2 separate regions of the Mus musculus genome follow, and region 2 is linked to region 1. Evidence: chromatin loops called from intact Hi-C (ENCODE). Cell type or tissue: gastrocnemius. All regions are shown on one strand. Links, peaks and the distances in the headings refer to the core of each region. The heading gives the core; the rest is flanking DNA. Region 1 overlaps Tmem189 (transmembrane protein 189). Region 2 holds the start of Snai1 (snail family zinc finger 1).

Region 1 (2,899 bases), core at 199-2,698:
GCAGACAGAGGGGGGCACTGAGGAAAACCTTCAGTGACTCTTACACTGCACAGAACACACACACCAGGCCCTGTGTCGGCCACAAACAGGCTGAACTGCTGTCCTAGACCTGGCTAATTTCTACAGCCAGGGCGAAAGCAGGCAAACAAGAAATATACCCTCATCATCTTGGTCCTGGTGCTGTGGATAGCCCCCATGGGAGCAGAAAGGGCTACCATCCTGTGCTAAGCCTCCACAGACATGGACAGGGTGGTCCCAGAGTGCCAGAGATTCCCTGATCACCAGATGTCAAAGATGCACAGCCTACCCTCGCCAGCCTTTCTGTGGCAGCAGCGGTGGCATAGCCCTAAATAGGCCCGGTGTTTAAGACATGGGAGCATTTGGGGAAACGCCTGTGTAAGCCAGTGCTCACTTAGTAAATGGCATCTTTGTTAACATACTGCTATCAGCTGTCAAATGACAAACCATTATCAGCCCCAGGAATCTCAAGAACTCGGTCCTGGGACGCAGGGAATTCTCTCCGCTCCAGCCCACAGGTTCCTCGTGCTCAGCGGAGGACTGTGCCAGCCACACTCCCACCTCGGGGCCTTTCCACTTGTTCTCCGGCCCTCACACACATTCTCAAGGTCCCTTCCCTCCTGCCTTTCTCCCTTTAGCTCCGTGTTCAAATGCTGTCCTTTCAGTAAAGCCCGATACAGGCTCTCTACAATGCCAAGCCCCTGCCTCATGTTTTCCCTGTTGCTTTTGCTACACGGCTTTTACAACCCTATTATTGGGGGACTAGTTACCTGTCTCCTGAACCAAAATGCCAGTTCAAGTCTTGCCTGCCTTCAGGGCTGACAACAGGGACTAGAAGAAATATTCCATTAGGTGCTCAATATACATCAGGCCTGCTTCCTCTTTTACCGGGTCAGGTCAGGAGAGGCCAGGGCACCTCTCTAAGACCACACGGCTCAGGGGACAGAGACAAGGAGACCTACTGAGAGAAACTTGGAGGAACCAGTTTGACCAGTCTTTCCCTCTCTGGGTTAGGAAAGGCCCCAGGAGGCTGTCTGAAGCTGTGTGGCTGCTCTTCAGGAACTGATACCTGATCATAAAGGAGGGGCAAGAGGTGGACCCCAGGGGAAAGCAAGAGGAAAGATTGGGGCCAGTAGGAAGGGGGCTGTGAGGACAGCACAGCCACACACTATGAATCCCTTCTTCTCCATTTCCAACTCCCAGGCTATATGCCTGAGGACCAGCAAGACCAAGCTCGCTTCAAGTTCAGAGAAGGGCGGCTGGCCAGGTGAATCACAGGGGCCGCCTACTGTACACAAGGCCTAGAGCCACACAGTGTGTATCATTACAGCGAGTGATCAGGAGAAGAGGCACCACCCAGGCCATCCAGCTAACGCCACCAGCCTCCCTCAAGGAGAACTCGGGTCCTGAGGCTGGGTGTTCGGGTGTGTGGGTCAAGGACCCAGCCGAACAGACCAAACACCCAAGACAAGTGGAAAACCAAACATACAGACTGGAAACCTAAGGCGAGGCCAATCCTCACTGACCTAGGACCCAAAGAGAAAAAGCAAATGGTCCTATGTCACGTGCCACTTAGCGCTGAAAAAGCATCAATCGCATGCCAGCCAGGGCAGGGAGCCAAGGGGGTAGTGGCCTCAGCCCCACCCAGGCCAGGGCTGTGTGCCCTGTAGCTGCCCAGCCAAGGGAGCGGATAGAATGTTGAATAACAAAGCCAACTCCTGGAGACTCTACCCTGGCTGAGGGGCCTCAAGGCTGGCTGTCATCTGACCCTGGATGCACAGGCATTTCCGCAACCCCTGGGGATACCCAGCCAGGCAGTGAGATTGCTGAGGCTCCCTGAGAGCGGGTTGGAGCCAGTGCCAGTTAGGATAAGAGCATGTCAAGAAGCAAAGAAACCAGAGAGGGGACCTGGCTTTGGGGGAAGGGGTGGAGCCAGGGAAAGGGGCTCCGGGTGGTGATAAGTGTATCCCACAAAGTCCTAATGGGCAGCTAGTGTGTGGGTGTGGGAGAGGACAGAGCCAGACTCAATAGGGTCTGAATCGCTGCCGAGAATCTACCAGTAAGAGGTGAGGGCTGCCGGTCCCAATGGGAGGGGGAGGGGATAAGTTCACTGCAGCTACTGAAGCAGGGACCATGATGGAGCTTATGGGAAGAGCGCCTGGGATATTTTGCAGCTGAAATCCAAATCGGGGCCCTAGAGGCTAGAGAACTGTTAGTCCCAGAAGGGGGGTTAGTTTGCAACCCACGGTCTTGGAAAAAACGCACAGAGTGTAGACTCGTAACGTGGGGGTCCTAGGACTGCGTGTGAGTTTAGGTGGCTAAGGGCAGTGCCTGCGACTGAGATGTCTAAGGCTTCGCGCTGCCTGAGAACCGGAAGCCTTGGACTGGGATTTAGGAAGACAAGGCAGGCCAGGGTGGGGTTCCTAAACTGCCCAAGGTGCCCTGGGGCTAGGACTCTGGATGCGCAGGTGCATTGGGGCTGTTCCTAAATCTCTGCAACCCCAAAGCCTCACGGCTCGGAGTAGGAAGGGGTTTAGTTAGGGTCCCAAGATCTAGGGGTGCTCTTTGCAAAGTTGGAAGCCCTGGAGTTCCGCTTTGGGTGGAAGCTGGGATTAGATTGGGGGCAGGGTTAGGATGGGGCTAGGGTTCGGATGGAGTGCGGTTCGGATCCAAGGGCGTCCAAATGGGCTGCTGGAGTTCGGATCTGGGTAGAGTTCAGATCTCGGCATTTCGGATGGGCTGGGGTTTGGATTCGTGGGGGTTCGGACGGGTTGGGTCGAAGTGAGGTTCGAATAGGTTGGGGTTCTAATCCGTGGACTCAGGATGGGTTAGGGTTCGAATCCGGGGACTTCGAATGGGCTAAGGTTCGGATCCAGAGGGC
Region 2 (2,899 bases), core at 147-2,646, 120 kb before region 1:
GAAGGGAGCTTCCTGGGCGTGGAGAGTCACCTGTCACCCGTTAGGGGCTAAGTCACACCTTTCCTAAGCGGCATGCCAGCCAGCATCCATCATTTGACCAAGTTTTACTTTCAGGCCTCTGGCAGGTGTGAGGTTGTGAACAGGCCTCCCCTTGTGGGCTTCATTTGCCTTTCTCTTTCCTTCTTACTAAGCAGGCTTGGGGGAGGCTGAGGGGGTGGAGTGGGGGGCTGCTGAAACAAAGGATGAAAGGGATGAAAGGAAGCCTAGCCAGGTGTGGATCTGGAAGAGAAAACAGGACTGGAGGAAGGCAGGTACCAAGCAAGGCCCCGTGGTAGGAAAGCCTGTTCTCTGATCATAGGGGATGGAGAAAAGTCAAAACCTAGTCAGCTGACTTGTCCGTTGGGACGAGGGTGGTGGTGGGGCGCTGTGTGCTCTCCCTCTGGACTCAGGGAGACTCATGGATGAACTAAATCTACCCAGAGGGCAGTGTTCTCCACGATGGTTGCCTGTTGTCTGACCATCCTCCCACTCCCCCACCCCCCACCCCCAGTGCTGGGAGTCTGATTCTATTCCCTGTTGTTACCTCCAGTGCCTAGAGACTCGATGCTAGCTGGTGCCCCAGAGGTTTCCGTAGACCCTCTGCTTTATAGGTGTTTATAACCCCATACTATGGGGGTGTGGGTTTGGTTTCCGAGGCCACCCTTCCTCCCTGTGAACGTTCCAACACGATTTTCAGGAAGTCGGGAGCCTTAGCCCTGGTCCTTGCTACCTCTGCCTCGCACCTGCCCTTATTGGTGTTTCACAATGCAACTCTAAACACGTCCGTCCTCAGCTGAAAGTCCTTCCGTGACTCCCCAGTGCCTGTAAGGCAAAGTCCAAACTCCTCCAAAGACCCGAGGCCAGGAAATCGGACCCCTCAGGGTCTGCCCAACACCAACCTCATCCTGGAACCTGCTCTCAAAGGTTGGACAGGCAGAAGTTACTGATTCTTACCCCGGGCCTTTCCCCTCGGTGCTTCTTCACTTCCTCTAGGAAGTCATAGACACCCTCCCCTGTCAGGTGACCGTTCATTGACAGTCACAGCTGTCTCTCCCCACCTCCTTTCATCAAATCACACCTCCCTTTAGTATTCGAATCCTCTGTTTATTCTGTCTGTCTCTCTCTCCCACGGCCGGGAAGCCATCCTTGCGTAGGGCATCCCTGGGTAGTGTTTTGTTCAGGGCTGTGTAGACAGTTCCAGGAACCCCTAAGCGCGTGCATATCATCGCACTTTCTGGCTCCCCAGCGCCCAAAGGTCAGCAGCTCGGGGATGTTGCGGGGCACCGCGCTCGTCGTGGGGCAGGCGCGGCCACCAGGGGTCGCCCGAGGAGCTCGGAAGCCGCGCGGTCCGGTCCGGGAGGAGCCCAAGCGGAATCTCAGCGCCACGCGGCGGGAGCCCCAGCAGCCCAGGCGCACCTGCTCCGGTCTCAGTCTCCGGCCGCGCCGCCGCCAGCCATTGGCTCAGCCTTGACAAAGGGGCGTGACCAACAGTACGGTCACGCCCCCAGCCCTGGTACTTAAAGGAATTTGCTGCTGCTAGGGGATCGTAGTGTGCGGCCGGGCCTCGCGAGCGGAGTTGACTACCGACCTTGCGCGACCCGGTGACCCCGACTACCTAGGTCGCTCTGGCCAACATGCCGCGCTCCTTCCTGGTCAGGAAGCCGTCCGACCCCCGCCGGAAGCCCAACTATAGCGAGCTGCAGGACGCGTGTGTGGGTGCGTGGTGGGGTGCGGGACGCGGGCGGCTGGGGGGGATCCCAAGGGTGCTGGGGGGAGGTGAGAATCGGGCTCTGCGGGCGCGACAGGTGGATCTGGAGCTCCGGGTCTTGGCAGTTGGGATCCACCGAGGGTGTCTTTGACCCGGGACGGGGAGGCTCCGGGAGTTGAAGACTCGAAGGCGGGGGTAGCTTTGCGGAGTCCGGGCGGGGGAGGGGAGGGGCGGGCGGGAAGCCCCCCCACCTGGCGCCCCGAGAATCCGCTCAGCTGACTCCCTGCTGTCTCTTCTCTTCCCGCAGAGTTCACCTTCCAGCAGCCCTACGACCAGGCCCACCTGCTGGCCGCCATCCCTCCGCCCGAGGTCCTCAACCCCGCCGCTTCGCTGCCCACCCTCATCTGGGACTCTCTCCTGGTACCCCAAGTGCGGCCGGTTGCCTGGGCCACCCTCCCGCTGCGGGAGAGCCCCAAGGCCGTAGAGCTGACCTCGCTGTCCGATGAGGACAGTGGCAAAAGCTCCCAGCCGCCCAGCCCGCCCTCGCCGGCGCCGTCGTCCTTCTCGTCCACCTCGGCCTCCTCCCTGGAGGCCGAGGCCTTCATCGCCTTCCCTGGCTTGGGCCAACTTCCCAAGCAGCTGGCCAGGCTCTCGGTGGCCAAGGACCCCCAGTCGCGGAAGATCTTCAACTGCAAATATTGTAACAAGGAGTACCTCAGCCTGGGCGCTCTGAAGATGCACATCCGAAGCCACACGCTGCCTTGTGTCTGCACGACCTGTGGAAAGGCCTTCTCTAGGCCCTGGCTGCTTCAGGGCCACGTCCGCACCCACACTGGTGAGTGAGTGTGCATAGCTGAGCTCTGAGTCTGGGCTGTTTGGCCTTAGACCCTGGGGGGACTCAACACTTACTCCTAAGGCTGCCAAGCAGTGGACAAAGTAGATGTTGGTTGTTCTCCATTCTGTACCTTGCTGTTCGAGGCTAGGAGTGAAGAGGTGTTCCCTATCCGGGCTCAACCCACACTGTAGAAGTCAGACAGGATATTGCTAGACAGGATATTCTGCACCTGGCCTTGAATCCTGAGTCGAGAACTTCCCCAGTTTCCTCGTTTCTAAAATGTATCAGAGAACACTTCGTGGGGTCTTTGTAGAGTG

Evidence for each region. Peaks named below come from ENCODE experiments on the same cell type or tissue, not always from the same donor. Only the 100,000 strongest peaks of a DNase experiment are listed, where the experiment ranks them.
Region 2: it touches region 1 in a loop (2.5-fold over the local background); 23 of 42 quality-filtered maps call a loop at or near these places.

The regions. Positions count from the first base shown.
Region 1 is chr2:167,658,373-167,661,271 of GRCm38, forward strand. All of the region lies in intron 1 of Tmem189 (transmembrane protein 189), which reads right to left. Among named protein-coding and RNA genes, the nearest start is that of Tmem189, 1.7 kb to the right of the region's middle. In gastrocnemius, for the core only: no CTCF peak of the experiment used is centred there; DNase peaks (open chromatin) are centred at 1,649, 2,111 and 2,369; H3K4me3 peaks cover 2,081 bases; H3K27ac peaks cover 2,411 bases.
Region 2 is chr2:167,536,617-167,539,515 of GRCm38, forward strand. It overlaps Snai1 (snail family zinc finger 1), which reads left to right and starts at 1,579. Exons shown (of 3, transcript NM_011427.3): 1 at 1,579-1,755; 2 at 2,055-2,582. The coding sequence starts at 1,674. In gastrocnemius, for the core only: a CTCF peak has its summit at 1,350 (motif pointing right); DNase peaks (open chromatin) are centred at 1,430 and 2,120; H3K4me3 peaks cover 1,625 bases; H3K27ac peaks cover 1,191 bases.